Regions from separate parts of the Homo sapiens genome. Here region 2 is linked to region 1. The links are chromatin loops, found by intact Hi-C in ENCODE. Cell type or tissue: CD14-positive monocyte. All regions are shown on one strand. Links, peaks and the distances in the headings refer to the core of each region. The heading gives the core; the rest is flanking DNA.

Region 1 (8,222 bases), core at 1,048-6,047:
TTGCTCTTAATAAAGTATATTATCAAAGTATATTTTCCTTTTTTTATATATGTATGACGGTTTCTACCCATTTTGAGCTACCTGCCAATTACTGACTCAGGTTACAAAACTGCTTACTTTGTTGTTTTTTTTTCCCTTTAACTCCTGGAAAGCTGTGATGCTTAAGTTTTTTACTATCTGCCTCAACCCATTTTTCCCATGAACTTTATTTTTAGTGCAAGACTCTTCAGAGTGTGAGCTTTTCAGGAAAGCTATAATATACCATTATAGCAGAAATGCCAGTACCACTCAGAAAACCTGAGTTTACTAGCATGACTCCCTTACATCAAACTATCTGGTCCTACATTTGTATTTTTGTTTTTTGGTTTTTTTTTTTAAATTAGTTCCTGATCTGCTGAATGGTACTCCTTATAAAGGACAGACAAGGAGCCCCCCTCTACTACTTCTGTTCTAAAATCCAAAATTAGGTCAGGTAAGTAACCAAGACCAGAGTGGCAAAGAAAAAACAAATCCAGACCAAGAAACAACAAAAATGGCAAAGTACAACCTACCTACAGTAGAGACTGTAGATCCAGCCTCATCCAACACGTCCACTGATTCTGCCAACTGGAGCTGGATTTTTGGCACCACAGTAAGAATAGCCAGGACATCCAAAGCAAAGCGCACAGTGTCATTCCTGGACAGGAAGAATTAGTCAAAGGGAAATTAGAGTATAGCCACAAGAATCAAGAGAGACAGAGAGAGAGACACACAGACAGATAGACACATACACACAGAGACAATAAATCAGAAGCACTACCAGTGTGGCTCTATCTCAAGCTGTCGCATCAAGAGAGGATTTTATAGTCACCATGACATTACTTCCAAAAAATATAGCAATGGAATTTTTACCTATTAAACTTCTATGATAAAAAACATAGAATAATCCTGAATCCTTTCATCCTAGTGAAAACATATAGAGACACGTACTCTCAAAGTTTTGGTGAGAGTAGAAATTAGTACACTCTTTCCAGAAAGTAATCTGGAGGCCAGGCACGGTGGCTCAAGCCTATAATCCCAACACTTTAGGAGGCCAAGGTGGGAGGATCACTTGAACCCAGGAGTTTGAGACCAGAATGGGCAACATGGTTTTATCTTTTTCTATAAAAAAAAAATATAAGATATTAGCCGGGTGTGGTAGCACGTGCCTGTAGTCCCAGCTTCTCAGGAGGCTGAGGTGGGAGGATCACCTATGCCCAGGAAGTTGAGGCTGTGGTGAGCCGTGATTACACCACTGCACTCCAGTCTGGGCAACAGAGTGAGAGCCTGTCTCGAAAAACAAAAAAAAAGAAAAATGAAAAAAAAGAAGAAAAAGAAAGTAATCTGGAAATATGAAACAAGATTCTTAAAATGTTCATAAACCTTGTCCTAGAAATTTCACCTCTGACAATCTGTCCTAAAGAAATAATCAGGCCAGGGCCAGGCGTGGTCTCATGCCTGTAATCCTAGTGCTTTGGGAGGCTGAGGCGGGCAGATTGCCTGAGCTCAGGAGTTCAAGACTAGCCTGGGCAACATGGCCAAACCCTGTCACTACTAAAATAAAAATTAAAAAAATAAATTACCCAGGCTTAGTGGCGGGCGCCTGTAGTCCCAGCTACTCGGGAGGTTGAGGCAGGAGAATTGCTTGAACCCAGGAGGCGGAAGTTGCAGTGAGCTGAGATTGAGCCACCGCACTCCAGCTCGGGCCACAGAGAGAGACTCTGTCTCCACAAAAAAAAAAAAAGAAAAGAAAAAAGACTCAGGCCGGGTGCAGTGGCTCACGCCGGTAATCACAACAATTTGGGAGGCTGAGGCAGGCGGATGACCTGAGGTCAGGAATTCAAGACCAGCCTGGCCAACATGTTGAAACCCCATCTCTATTAAAAAATACAAAAACCAGCCAGGCATGGTGGTGGGCATCTGTAATCCCAGCTACTCAGGAGGCTGAGGCAGGAAGAACTGCTTGAATCTGGGAGGCAGAGGCTACAGTGAGCCAAGATCACACCACTGCACTCGAGCTTGGTCAACACAGTGAGACTCCGTTTCAAAAAAAAAAAAAAAAAGAAAGAAAGAAATAATCAGAAGAATTTATGTATTAAGATGTTCATTAGCCACATTAAAATAGCAAAAGAATGAGAAAACCCACATAGACAAGAGCACCATATGTGTTAGAGTATAGTACACTCATAAACTACAGCCATTGACAATCATTTTCAAAGAACCCTAAAGAATGAGGGAAAGGGTTCAAAATACAACATTAATGATATAAAAATAAAAAATGTAAGATATAAAATTAAAAATCTGACAATACCAAGTACTGGCAAGAAAGTAGAGAAATGTTGGATGTCTTTTGTAGTTAAAAAAGAAAAAACCGGCTGGGTGTGGTGGGAGACCAGGGCAGGTGGATCACGAGGTCAGGAGTTCAAGACCAGCCTGGCCAATATGGTGAAACCCTGTCTCTACTAAAAATACAAAAATTAGCTGGGCATGGTAGTGGGCGCCTGTAGTCCCAGTTACTCAGGAGGCTGAAGCAGGAGAATCGCTTGAACCCAGGAGGCGGAGGTTGCCATAAGCCGAGATTGCACCACTACTGCACTCCAGCCTGGGTGACAGAGCAAGACTCTGCCTCAAAAAAAAAAAAGAAAAAAAAAAGTAGAGAAATGAAAGCTCCTATATATTGCTGGTGGGGGATGACAATGGTATGAACATTTTTAGAAGCAATTTGGCAATATCCAATAAAGGTAAGAACACAGACACCCTACAAACCAGATGCTCTACATCATATCCTCAAGAGAGCCTCCAAAAGGAGGTTCATGATACCATTTATTTAATAGCCAAAAAAACCAAACAAAAACACTAAATTAGCCATCAATGGCAGAATAAACTGCAGTATAGAAATACAGCATTTTAAATAAATATCAACATATATAAATCTCAAGAATATAAGGGTAAAAAAAGCAAGCTGTGAAAGATGAACTTAGGAAAATATTTATAATTTAAAAACATGCAAAGCAGTATGACGTTATTATTTATGAACACACAGATATATATAGTATAAAAACATGAGTGGGGAGAATATGGTTCAAATTCAGAAGATGGGTGACTCTGGGGAGGCAGAAAAAGAACTGAGCCAAAAGCAAATACAACAACATGCCAATCCTGGTTAATGATGGAGCAGTTGTTAAACTATTCTCTGTGCCTTTCTATGTTTTGAAAATATTCATAAAAAAGATGAATTTGATTAAAAGTATAATATTAATTATGTGTATTTGCAAATATTACGTAGTGAATGCTAAGAGTAATTTTCTTTTCTCTTTAAAAGATTCTGCATATTCTAAAGCAGAAACATTTATTAATTTTATTTCTAAAAATAAATTTTTAAAATCAAGGACATATTTTTTCAATAATCCAAATACAGGCCGGACCGTGTTTCATGCCTATAATCCCAGCACATTGAGAGGCTGAGGCAGGCAGATCACTCAAGGCCAGGAGTTCGAGACCAGCCTGGCCAACATGGCAAAACCCCGTCTCTACTAAAAAATGCAAAAAGTAGCTGGGCTTGGTGGTGCGTGTCTGTAATCCCAGCTACTTCAGAGACTGAGGCACAAGAATCACTTGAACCTGGGAGGTGGAGGTTGGAGTGAGCCAAGATCCTGCCACTGCACTCCAGCCTGGGCAACAGAGCAAGACTCTGTCTCCAAAACCAACAAAAAAATAAATAAACACAGATGTACCAGTTTAAAAAATGTATTTATACCCTTTCTAGTTATCTTGTAAGCTGTCATCTTTTTTTTTTTTTTTTTTTTGGAGACAGAGTCTTGCTCTGTTGCCCCGGCTAAAGTGCAGTGGCACCATCTTGGCTCACTGCATTCTCTACCTCCTGGGCTCAAGCAATCCTCCCACCTCAGCGTCCCTAGTAGCTGGGACTACAGACATGCGGCAACACACCAGGCTAATTTTTTTTATTTTTGGTAGAGATGGGGTTTCACCATATTGCCCAGGCTGGTCTCGAACTCCTGATCTCAAGCAATCTGCCCGTCTCAGCCTCCCTAAGTGCTGGGATTACAGGTATGAACCACCACGCCTGGCCTATCATCACTTTTTAAACAATTCTCCAAATAAATATAATAACCTACTTTTCCAATATTCTAAAACAGCACTTCTCAAAGTATAGTCTGGAGACCTCTAGAAGTCTGAGACCCTTTCAGAAGGTCCTGTGAAGTCAAAGCTATTTTCGTAATAATAAGATGTCACTTTCCTTTTGCACTCTCATTCTCTCATTGCATAGTAAGAGAGTCTTCCAGAGATGATGTGATGTCACAAAAACTGAATACAGAAGCAGATATGAGATATTAGGCCAGACATTTTTTCAAACTTGCTAAAATTATCTGGTTTTATTTTGGAAATTTTTCATGAATAACGCAAACATGCAATGGGTTCACTTTTTTTTTTTTGAGATGAAGACTTGCTCTGTCGCCTAGGCTGGAGTACAGTGGCGTGATCTCAGCTCCCTGCAACCTCTGCCTCCTGGGTTCAATTGATTCTCCTGCCTCAGCCTCCCAGGTAGCTGGGACTACAGGTGCGTAACACCACCCCCGGCTAATTTTTCTATTTTTAGTAGAGATGGGGTTTCACCACATTGCCCAGGCTGGTCTCAAACTTCGGACCTCAAGTGATCTGCCCACCTCGTCCTTCCAAAGTGCTGAAATTACAAGCATGAGCCACTGTGCCTGGCCCACATTTTTAATGCATAAATATTTTTACATTTTCTGTTTTAATTTCTAATACTGATAGATATAACACAAAAACAAAAGCCTTTTAGAGTTCTCAGTAATTATTAATATGGTAAAGGTATCTTGAAACCAAAAAGTTTAATAACACCTGCTCCAAGAGTACCTTACAATATTTAAATGCTGGGATTTAACAAACTTACTATATTCCCCTAAATAAGCCCCTCTCTTATCTTTATGGCAGTGAGTGAATAGGAAAAGAAGGTCAAGCACTCTGTTTATAAACTTTTTTACTATCTTCTCTTAAGACCCCATCTTTTTCAAAACAGTTTTATTTCTTTTTATATCATCTTCAAATAGAACCTACCCAGTTTCCTGATTACATCAGCCACCCTTTTCTGGGCCTTGTCCTGCTCTGCCTTAAACTAATTTGTGAAAATCCTAACAGTATGTCGAATTCCAAGAGTAAAAGGACAATTTTATATGAACGTAATATAAACATTATATATGGTTGTCAAGTAGTAGCAAGACACTTTAAGTACTAAAGAATCCTGGACTCCAGGCTCAAGACAAGACTTTAACCCCAGCTCTGCAGCTGTGGCCGTGTAAATCATGTACCTTCTCCGACAGTACAGAGGCTAATCCTTGCCTATTATGCAAATTTTACAATCACCAAGACCATATATATGAACAAGTGTGCTGTAAATTAAAAATCATATTTTCATGCCTAATCTAATTTCTCAGATTCAAGTCCAAAATTTCAATTCAATTCAACAAATGTTTGTTAAGCATATACAATGTGCAAACCAACATCAACTTTAACAAAAAGATGCATCAAACTTCATTTGAAATCTCTCTCTGGTCCCACCTTGCATAATAGGTCTTCCAATTGCAGGCAATAGAAATAAGCTGCAACAAGAGTTGCACACAAGAAAGTTTGAGGAAAACTTCAGCTGGTTCCCAATATAGCTGCGCTGGGCCATATTCTATCAAAAATTCCATCATTTCCACAATCTGTTCATGAGTATATGAGCATGCCTATAAGGAGAGATATATAGTATTATTATTATATATAACTCTACATCTGCCTACTACCTCCTTGAGCACAGCTCACTGGCCAAGAGATTTTATTTTATTTACTTATTTCAAGACAGGGTCTCACTTTGCTGCCCAGGCTGGAGGGCAGTGGCTTGATCACGGCTCACTGTAGCCTCAATCTCCCAGGCTCAAGCTGCCCTCCTGTCTCAGCATCCCAAGTAGCTAGAACCACAGGCACATGCCACCACACCCAGCTAATTATTTTATTTTTTGTAGAGACAGGGTCTCATTTTGTTGCCCATGCTGGAGTGCAGTGGCATGATCATAGCTCACTGCAGCCCTGAACTCCTAGACTCAAGCGATCCTCCCACCTCAGCCTCCTCAAGTGCTGGAATTACAGGCATGAGCCACCATGCTTGGCCAAGGTTTTAATTATAAATTAAATAATAATACCTTTCAAATTCCACAATTCTTGAGTCAAAAGCCCATATGTGAAGTAATGACCATAGATTGCTTAATCTTTTATCTTATTTATAACTAGACTCACAATATGATTTGTCCAAAAAGATAACAAAAGTTTCCTTTGTGCATATAAGTTACAGCTTAAGAGAAAGAAGCATCATGTGACTGATTTCAATTTGTGACTTTTTTTTTTCTTGAGACTGGTTCTCACTCTGTTGCCCAGACTGGAGTGCCATAGCCCGATCACGTGCGGCCTCAAACCCCCAGACTCGAGTGACTCTCCCATCTCAGCCTCCCAAGTAGCTGACACAGGTGTACCACCATGCCCTTTTTTTTTTTTTTTTTTTTGAGACAGTCTCTGCCCAGACTGGAGTGCAGTGATATGATCGTAGCTCACTGCAGTCTTGAACTCCTGGGTTCAAATGATCCTCCCACCTCTGCCTCCCAAGTAGCTAGAACTACAGATGCACACCACAGGGCCCAGCCAATTTTTAAAATTTTTGTAAAGACAGGGTCTCACTATTGTTGCCCAGGCTGGTCTCAAGAAATCTGCTGGTGATTTTTTAAAAAACATGCAGCTACTCGTCATTATCCCAAAACATATCAAATTCCACAATGATAGTGAAGTGGAGTTATAAACACATTTTCAGAAAAGAAATTCTGCACAGAAGGCAAATCATCTAGTACTTTTCATACAAAAAAGCTCTTTGCCAGGTACAGTGGCTCACACCTGTAATTCTAGCACTTTGGGAGGTCGAGGTGGGAGGACTGCTTGAGTCCAGGAGTTCCAAGACCAGCCAGGACAACATAGTGAGACCCCCATCTCCACAAAAAAATTTAAAAATTAGCTGGGTGTGGTGGTGTGTGCCTATAGTCCCCCAACTACTCAGGAGGTTGAGGTGGGAGGATCACCTGAACCTGGGAGGTTAATGTTGCAATGAGGTGTGGTCACATCACTGCACTCCAGCCTGGGTGACAGAGGGAGACGTATCTCAAAAAGAAAAAAAGAAAGCTTTTTTATACACACTTCAGTTAATCTTTTAGTTCTAGAATCCCAGCAACTTACAACTGGAAGCAAAATAATTCCCTGAAATTCACCTATTACATCCATTTTTCAATTGTTCTGCCTTCATACAGGGAAGTATACTCCAACAATGGACATAGCACAGAGTCCACTGATCTGAATGTGAGTTTCAGGACTGAGATGCTACAGAGAGGGCTAACAGAACTTTCCCTTTCAAGGCAAGGTCCTCTCACCTTGTACGGGGGTTGTGGGTGGACAAGAATGCCACCCTCAGTCCTCTGAAGTGACTGCTTCACTTGTTCCAATTTAATGGCCAGGTGAGCCTCAAAGTATTTGCGCAAGGCCATGCAGGTATGTTTCCCAGTTTGGCGGCTAGCAAATATTTCATCATCACTCAGAAGTGCACCCTGATCTTCCAAATTTAGAATCTCCAAAGTACTGATCTATTAAGATGCAAAATATTGGGGCAAAAGAGGGGAAAAGGCAAGAAGAGTTAAGTAAAAATATTTAAAAAAGGGAAAATATTTTAGTAAACTTTTTTTACTTTCCATACATATTCTGCTTATGTATCAGTAAACTTTTATGCTTAACAAGACTGACAAATATCAACGCATATTTATGTATATCTATGTATATAGCATGCTAACAGTAGCTATATGAAAGCAAAACATTAAACTCATACCAAAAAATGAACAAGCTTTTAATCATATTAAAAAATGTACAGGAATAAAACTATTGCTTTTACAAAGATCAAGATCATCAACTGCCAATCCCCGTTATAAGATTACTATATCCAAGGCAAGTCTACAACGGCACAGTGTCCTCTAACTACTAAAGAAAAAGAGAAATTTGTGAAGAAAGGGAAAAAAAAAAAACTTCACAAAAAGAATGGCAGCAAAACTCCTCTAATCAGAAGCTTCCTTTCTTCAAGGGTGTGCCGTTAAAGGGCA
Region 2 (8,222 bases), core at 1,462-6,461, 59 kb after region 1:
TTCTCATCCTGTGGGGCTACTTATGATGTGATGCCATTTACAGTGGGCTGGGATTACAGGTGTGAGGCACCAAACCCAGCACCCCTTGATTTGTTTTAATACTCCTATCATTCATGTGTATGTATTTTAATTTTCTGCCATTATACCACACTATACTAGAACCGTTTTTTTTACACGTGTTTCCTCACTAAATTGTAAAATTCTTGAAAGCACATACTATGTCTTTTTATTGGTGTCTCCTCAAATGATGATCTACCCACTGCCTGGTACTTAATAACTGTGTGGTACATAATTTTATTGAAAAAATCTGTTAAGGTAGAAAGAGTGAAAAGTAAAGGCTGGGTAGAGGTGCTCATGGGTTTTCTAAGGAGAAGGTCACTGGAACGTGGGAATCCTCAACATCCCATCCCCAATATCATAGCTGTGAAAACAACTTTTTATGCATTGATTTCTTACTTTTTACAGCGAAAGAACTACAATATTATGAAAGTAAGCCACATCATAAATGGCCACATAGGCCACACTAAAAACTTTACATTTTACTCTGTAGGAAAAAGGAAGTCGGAGAAGAATGTAGGTATGAATGAAGGTAGGAAAATCCTATTTGTGTATGAGAAAAAGGAATCTTTCAGCAAGGGGGAGGATGTATTAAAAGAGGGTAAACTGGAGGGTAAACTTATAAGGCACACTGCTTAATGGGCCAGTCAAGACATGAGCAATACCTAATGCAGGCCAGGCGCAATGGCTCACTCCTGTAATCCCAGCACTTTGGGAGGCCGAGGTGGGTGGATCACCTGAGGTCAGGAGTTCAAGACCAGCCTGGCCAACATGGCAAAACCCTATCTCTACTAAAAAAAACAGAAAAATTAGCCGAGCATGGTGGCTTATGCCTGTAATCCCAGCTACTCCAGAGGCTCAGGCAGGAGAATCACTTGAACCTAGGAGGTGGGGGTTGCAGTGAGCCAAGATCGCACCACTGCCTGGGGCAGAGAGCAAGACTCCGTCTCAAAAAAAATGAAAGGTAAAATATGCCGGGCACAGTGGCTCACGCCTGTAATCCCAGCACTTTGAGAGGCCGAGGCAGTCAGGTCACTTGAGGTCAGGAGTTCGAGAACAGCCTGGCCAACATGGCAAAACCCCACCTCTACTAAAAATACAAAAATTAGCCAGCGTCGTGGCGGGCACCTGTAATCCCAGCTACTCAGGAGGCTGAGGCAGGGAGAATTGCTTGAACCTGGCAGGTGGAGGTTGTGGTGAGCCAAGATCATGCCAATGCACTCCAGCCTAGGCAACAGAGTGAGACTCCATCCCCCCAAAAAATAAAAACAAAAAAAGTTTTTCAGTTTAAAACCATTCAGTTTAAAACCAAGGTAGGGAATAAAAAAAGCATTAAGTTATGAATAAATGAGGAGACACACAGAAATGAGGATGATAAGCTCAATTTTGGACATGGTCTGTTTCAGGTATCTGTAGAAGAGCCAAGTAGGCCAGCACTGTGGCTTCGCCTGTAATCCCAGCACTTTGGGAGGCCGAGACAGGAGGATTGCTTGAGCCCAGATGTTCAAGACCAGACTGGGTAACACAGGGAGACCCTCCCTCTACAAAAAATTTAAAAATTAGTCAGGTGTGGTGGTGCACACCTGTGGTCTCATCTAGTAGGGAGGCTGAGGTAAGAAGATGGCTTGAGTCCAGGAGATCAAGGCTGCAGTGAGCTGAGATCATGCCACTACAGCCTGGTGACAGAGTGAGACCCTGTCTCCAAAAAAACAGAGCCAGAAGAGCCAGGTAAAGATATATTCACCAGGACGGGCGCAGTGGCTCACACCTGTAATCCCAGCACTTTGGGAGGCCAAGGCAGGTGAATCACCTGAGCTCAGGAGTTCAAGACCAGGCTGGCCAACATGGTGAAACCCCGTCTCTACTAAAAATACAAAAATTAGCCGGGTGTGGTGGCGTGCACCTGTAATCCCAGCTACTCGGGAGGCTGAGGCAGAAGAATAACTTGAACCCGGGAGGCGGAGGTTGCAGTGAGCCGAGATCGTGCCATTGCACTCCAGCCCAGGAGACAGTGCAACACTCCATCTCAAAAAAAAAAAAAAAAAAAAAGATACATTCACCAAACAGTTGGGAAATGAGTCTAATTTTTTTTATTTTTATTTTTTTAATTTAAAAATATGCTGGGCATGGTGGCTCACACCTGTAATCCCAGCACTTTGGGAGGCCAAGGCAGGTGGATCACCTGAGCTCAGGAGCTCAAGACCAGCCTGACCAACATGGTGAAACCCCGTCTCTACTAAAAAGATACAAAAATTAGCTGGGCGTGGTGACAAACGCCTGTAATCCCAGCTACTCAGGAGGCTGAAGCAGGAGAATTGCTTGAACCCAGGAGGCGGAGGTTACAGTAAGCTGAGATCACGCCATTGCACTCTAGCCTGGGCAACAAGAGCAAAACTCCGTATGAAAAAAAAAAAAAAAGCCAGGCTCAGTGGCTCACGCCTGTAATCCTAGCACTTTGGGAGGAGGCCAAGGCGGGTGTATCACCTAAGGTAAGGAGTTCGAGACCAGCCTGATCAACATGGTGAAACCCCGTCTCTACTAAAAAATATAAAAAGTAGCCGGGCATGGTGGTGGGAGCCTGTAATCCCAGCTACTTGGGAGGCTGAGGCAGGAGAACCCCTTGAACCCAGGAGACGGAGGTTGCAGTGAGCCGAGATCACACCATTGTACTCCAGCCTGGGCAACAAAGCAAAACTCTGACTCAAAAAAAAAAAATTAAATTAAATTAAATAAGAAAATTAAACAGCTTCAGGAAGTAGGGAGATAAAGACTAAATCTGAGGAAAGAAAAAAATTGATTTAGAATTTACAGTCTAGGTGAAAATGTTCCTATGCTATTCTCCACACCAATTTTTGCTTCTTTTTAAACTAGTTTGTGTGTGTGTGTGTGTGTGTGTGTGTGTGTGTGTGTATGAAGAAATCTAGCGTATGAGTTGTGTCCGAGGTTTTTTATTAAACTAGGTTTTAAAAAAGTTATTCATACCTGGTAAGGATAGGTACCATGTCCTGCCCACTGCCATGTTCCTTTTCCCACTGCTCCAGCAGGGTAGTGAGCTCAGCTTTGGAGTCCACATGTACCACTACTGTAGTCATGGCTTTGCCTAAGGAAGCAAAAATAAAAATAAAAAAGACAACCAATAAATGAACACAAGCAAATAAAAGTGAAGAAGGGGTAGAAAAGGACGAGAAGGCAAGAGAAAAAATTAAAAAGGGAAATTTAACCCCTTGAACCCTTTGGATTTATTTGTGGTACAGCAGAAAACTCGGGATACTCATCAAGCCTAGATACCCATTCAGTAGTGATGAACAAGTACTTTCGCCTTTCTCAGCCTCAGCTTCAACTGTCAAATGAGGCAAGAAGCTGGATCAAAACAGTGATTCTTAACCTTTTGAGGAGTCCCTTTGAAAATGAGACAAAAAATATGGTACCTTTCCCTCATCAAAAATGCATTTACCACCAGGCATGGTGGCTCACACCTGTAATCCCAGCACTTTGGGAGGCTGGGGCAGGTGGATCACCTGAGGTCAGGAGTTCGGGACCAGCCTGGCCAACATGATGAAACCCTGTCTCTACTAAAAATACAAAAATTATCTGGACATGGTGGCAGGTGACTGTAATCCCAGCTACTTGGGAGGCTGAGGCAGGAGAATCACTTGAACCTGGGAGGTAGAGGTTGCAGTGAGCCGAGATCACACCATTGCACTCCAGCTTGGGCGACAGAGCAAGACTCCGTCTCAAAAAGAAAAAAAAATAGATTTACCTAATGCCTACCTGTAATATATACAATAATCCCAGGCCTAGATCTCTGAGGTCTAAAACTTTGTGCTTACATTTTTTTAAGCACAAAATGTGGCCAAAACTACTCCCAAAATATTTTGCTCGTTAGTCCTTTGAGGGAAGTTCTATCAAAGATAAACAGCATGGCACACTCCTGTTTAATTTTTTCTTTTTTTTTTTTTTTTTTGAGATGGAGTCTCACTCTGTCACCCAGGCTGGAGTGCAATGGCACAATCTCGGCTCACTGAAACCTCCACCTCTCGGGTTCAAGCAATTCTCCTGCCTCAGCCTCCCGAGTAGCTGGAATTACAGGCGCCCGCCACCATGCCTGGCTAATTTTTGTACATTTAGTAGAGACGCAGTTTCACCACGCTGGCCAGGCTAGTCTCAAACTCCGTTTTTTGTTTTGTTTTTTTTTTGAGACAGAGTTTCACTCTTACTGCCCAGGCTGGAGTGCAATGGCACAATCTCGGCTCACTGCAACCTCTGCCTCCCGGGTTCAAGCAATTCTCCTGCCTCAGCCTCCCAAGTAGCTAGGATTACAGGCATGCACCACCACGCCCAGCTAATTTTTGTATTTTAGTAGAAACAGGGTTTCACCATGTTGGTCAGGCTGATCTCGAACTCCTGACCTCAGGTGATCCACCCGCCTCAGCCTCCCAAAGTGCTGGGATTACAGGCGTGACCCACCGCGCCCAGCTCTGTTAATTCTTAAAGAGAAGGCCAAGAAATGAAATGGACACTACTGCCAGCATGAAAGTGGAGAAGGAACACTATAAAACTCATTTATCCTTCAAGCTTCCTAACCTCTCTCACAGCTGATTTCCTGGAAAGAAGAGGCTAGAAGAGAGGCAGAGAAGGTTGGCTGGGTTGAGTGGTTCAAACTAGGAATGCAGAAGGGCAGGGAGCTGAGGTGAGCTTTGGAGGACCAAATAAGACACCCACATATGAGAGGCTTATAAGGGGATCCAAAAGGGATAAATGAGACGCAAATGTTTGACAGGTTATGGCATCAACTTCTTTATAAAAGTAGCCTTAAAATCAAAATGTCATATTCTGCCACGCAAAATGCGTATCTTCTCAGAAACAGCAACCATTCCATAAAGAGTTTCACATCAGACAGGAATTACTAGCTGATCTAAAATGAACTCTTCTAAAGATATCTACCATAAAACCAAAAGAAATACATGTAAAAGATGATATCATTATTGCATTGCATTATTGCATTGTATTATAAAATGCAAATATTTATGTTTTAATCAAGTAGATGCAATTCCAATAGTAGTGATTCATGTCACCTGGATTACACATAACTCCAAAGGAAAATACCTGCCCTACCCCAAAAATTGAACAAAATCAAAAAGATTATTTATTTTTTTTTTTTTTTTTTTTTTTTTGAGGCAGAGTTTTGCTTTGTCGCCAGGCTGGAGCGCAGTGGCGCCATCTCGGCTCACTGTAACGTCTACCTGCTGGGTTCAAGCGATTTTCCTGCCTCAGCCTCCCAAGTAGCTGGGACTACATGCTTGTACCACCACGCCAGCAAATTTTTTGTATTTTTAGGAGAGACGGGCTTTCACCGTGTTAGCCAGGATGGTCTCAATCTCCTGACCTCATGATCTGCCTGCCTTGGCCTCCCAAAGTGCTGGGATTACAGCTGTGAAAACCACACCCGGCAGATTCTTTTTTTTTTTTTTTTTTTTTAAGGATCTCACTCTGCCTCCCAGGCTTGAGTGCAGTAGCGCGGTCCCAGCTCACTGCAGCCTCAACCACCTGGGCTCAAGTGATCCTCCCACCTCAGCCTCCAGAGTAGCTGAGATTACAGTATGTGTTGCCATGCCCAGCTTATTTTTATTTTTATTATTTGTTCAGGTGGGGTCTCACTGTTGCCCAGGCTGGCCTCAAACTCCTGACCTCAGGTGATCCTCCTGCCTTAGCCCCCCAAAGTGCTGAGACAACAGGTGTGAGCCACCACACCCCGCCATATTTTCAGACTTTCTAACCAAAGCCACAAAAAGGAAATGCTGTAGGTGTGACAGACTAATATGGACTTCTGACTTCAACCTGAGAAAACTCAGGTTGCATATTTTACTGCTATCTACTAACTATACATACGTTGTTATTTTTATTTTTATTTTTTTGAGATGGCATCTTGCTCTGTCACCCAGGCTGGAGTGCAGTGGCACGATCTCGGCTCACTGCGACCTCCATCTCCCAGGTTCAAGTGATTCTTCTGCCTCAGTCTCCCGAGTAGCTGGGACTACAGATACACGCCAGCATGCCCGGCTAATTTTTGTATTTTTAGTAGAGATAGAGTTTCACCATATTGGCCAGGCTGGTCTCGAACTCCTGACCTCATGATCCGCCTGCCTCGGCCTCCCAAAGTGCTGGGATTACAGGCATGAGCCACTGTGCTTGGCCTCGATAAATATATTTTTAAAACAAACTTTTTTTCTTTTCTTTTCTTTTTTTTTTTAAGACAGAGTCACACTCTGTCGCCAGGCTGGAGTGCAGTGGCACAATCTCAGCTCACTATAACCTCCACATCCCGGATTCAAGCGAGCGATTCTCCCACCTCAGACTCCCAAGTAGCTGGGATTACAGGCGCACACCACCACACCCAGCTAATTTTTGTATTTTTAGTAGAGACAGGGTTTCACCATGTTGGCCAGTCTGGTCTCGATCTCTTGACCGCGTGATCCGCCCACCTCAGCTTCCTAAAGTGCTGGGATTACAGGCGTGAGCCACTGTGCCCAGCCAAAACAAACTTTTTATGTGGAGTAATTTTAGATTTACAGAAAAGCTGCAAAGATAGTACACAGTGTTCCCACATACCTCTCACCCAGTTCAGTTTTCCCTCATGTTACCATATTATAGTGGTACACTGTCAAAATTAAGAAACCAACATTGTTACATTATTATTAACTAAACTCCAGACCTGATTCAGATTTCACCATTTTTCAAATCATGTGCTTTGTTCCATGATCTCATCTAGGATACACTGCATTCAGCTGTCATGTCTATCTACTGTCCTCTGGTCTATGATAGATAGTTTGGGGATTTGTTTTTGTTTTACATGACCTTGACAATCTTGAAGAGTACTAGCCAGGCTGGTAGAATGTGGCAACAATTTAACCAATTCTTTCTTCCTTTTTCTTCTCTCCTCTTTCTCTCTCTCTCTCCTCTTTCCTCTCCCTTTTTTTCTTTTTTAAAGACAGGGTCCCCCTCCTATGTTGCCTAGGCTGGTCGTGAACTCCTGGGCTCAAGCAATCTTCCTGCCTCAGCCTCCCAAAGTGCTAGGATTACAGGGACAAACCACCACGCCCAGCCTACCAAACTATTTATTTATTTATTTATTTATTTATTTATTTGGAGACGGAGTCTTGCTCTGTCGCCCAGACTGGAGTGCAGAGGCGTGATCTTGACTCACTGCAACCTCCACCTCCTGGGTTCAAGCGATTCTCCTGCCTCAGCTTCCCGAATAGCTGGGGCTACAGGCACGCGCCATCATGCCCGGCTAATTTTTGTACTTTTAGTAGAGACGGGGTTTCACCATGTTGGCCAGGCTGGTCTTGAACTCCTGACCTCACACAACCCGCCTGCCTCGGCATCCCAAAATGCTGGTATTACAGGCATGAACCACTGCACCAGGCCTACCAAACATTTAAAGAAGAATTAACACCAATCCTTCTCAAACTTCTCCAAAACCTGAAGAGGAAAGATACTTCCTAATTCATTCCATGAAACCATCATTACTGATACCAAAGCCAAATAAAGATATCACAAGAAAAGAAAGCTACAGCCTGATGTCCTTTATGACTGCAGACATAAAAATCCTCAACAAAATACTAGCAAACAGAATCCAACAGCATATTAAGAAAATTAAGGCCAGGCACATGGCTCACGCCTGTAATCCCAGCACTTTGGGAGGCCAAGGCGGGTGGATCATGAGGTCAGGAGTTCGAGACCAGCCTGGCCAACATGGTGAAACCCTGTCTCTACTAAAAATACAAAAATTAGGCCTGGCACGGTGGCTCACGCCAGCAGTTTGGGAGGCCAAGGCAGGCAGATCACCTGAGGTCAGGGGTTCCAGACTACCCTGGCCAACATGGCGAAACCCCGTCTCTACTAAAAACACAAAAATTAGCCGGGCATGGTGGCACGCACCTGTAATTCCAGCTACTTGGGAGGGTGAGGCAGGAGAATCGCTTGAACACAGGAGGCAGAGGTTGCAGTGAGCCAAGATCGCGCCACTGCACTCCAGCCTAGGTGACAGAGCAAAACTCCGTCTACAAAAAAAAAAAATTATCCGGGCGTGGTGGTGTGCGCCTGTAATCCCAGCTACTCAGGAGGCTGAGGTAGGAGAATTGCTTGAACCTGGGAGGCGGAGG

What was found. Hi-C counts contacts between places; a loop is a spot of excess contacts. Peaks named below come from ENCODE experiments on the same cell type or tissue, not always from the same donor. Only the 100,000 strongest peaks of a DNase experiment are listed, where the experiment ranks them.
Region 2: a loop joins it to region 1, with 2.0 times the contacts of the local background. A loop is called at or near these places in 4 of 110 quality-filtered maps.

Annotation. Positions count from the first base shown.
Region 1 is chr3:51,421,756-51,429,977 of GRCh38, forward strand. It overlaps DCAF1 (DDB1 and CUL4 associated factor 1), which reads right to left. Exons shown (of 25, transcript NM_001387579.1): 12 at 7,506-7,715; 13 at 5,617-5,786; 14 at 552-676. Among named protein-coding and RNA genes, the nearest start is that of RBM15B, 35 kb to the left of the region's middle. In CD14-positive monocyte, for the core only: no CTCF peak of the experiment used is centred there; no DNase peak of the experiment used is centred there.
Region 2 is chr3:51,480,680-51,488,901 of GRCh38, forward strand. DCAF1 (DDB1 and CUL4 associated factor 1) reads right to left here. Exons shown (of 25, transcript NM_001387579.1): 3 at 3,040-3,157. The coding sequence starts at 3,149. Among named protein-coding and RNA genes, the nearest start is that of DCAF1, 15 kb to the right of the region's middle. In CD14-positive monocyte, for the core only: no CTCF peak of the experiment used is centred there; no DNase peak of the experiment used is centred there; H3K27ac peaks cover 301 bases.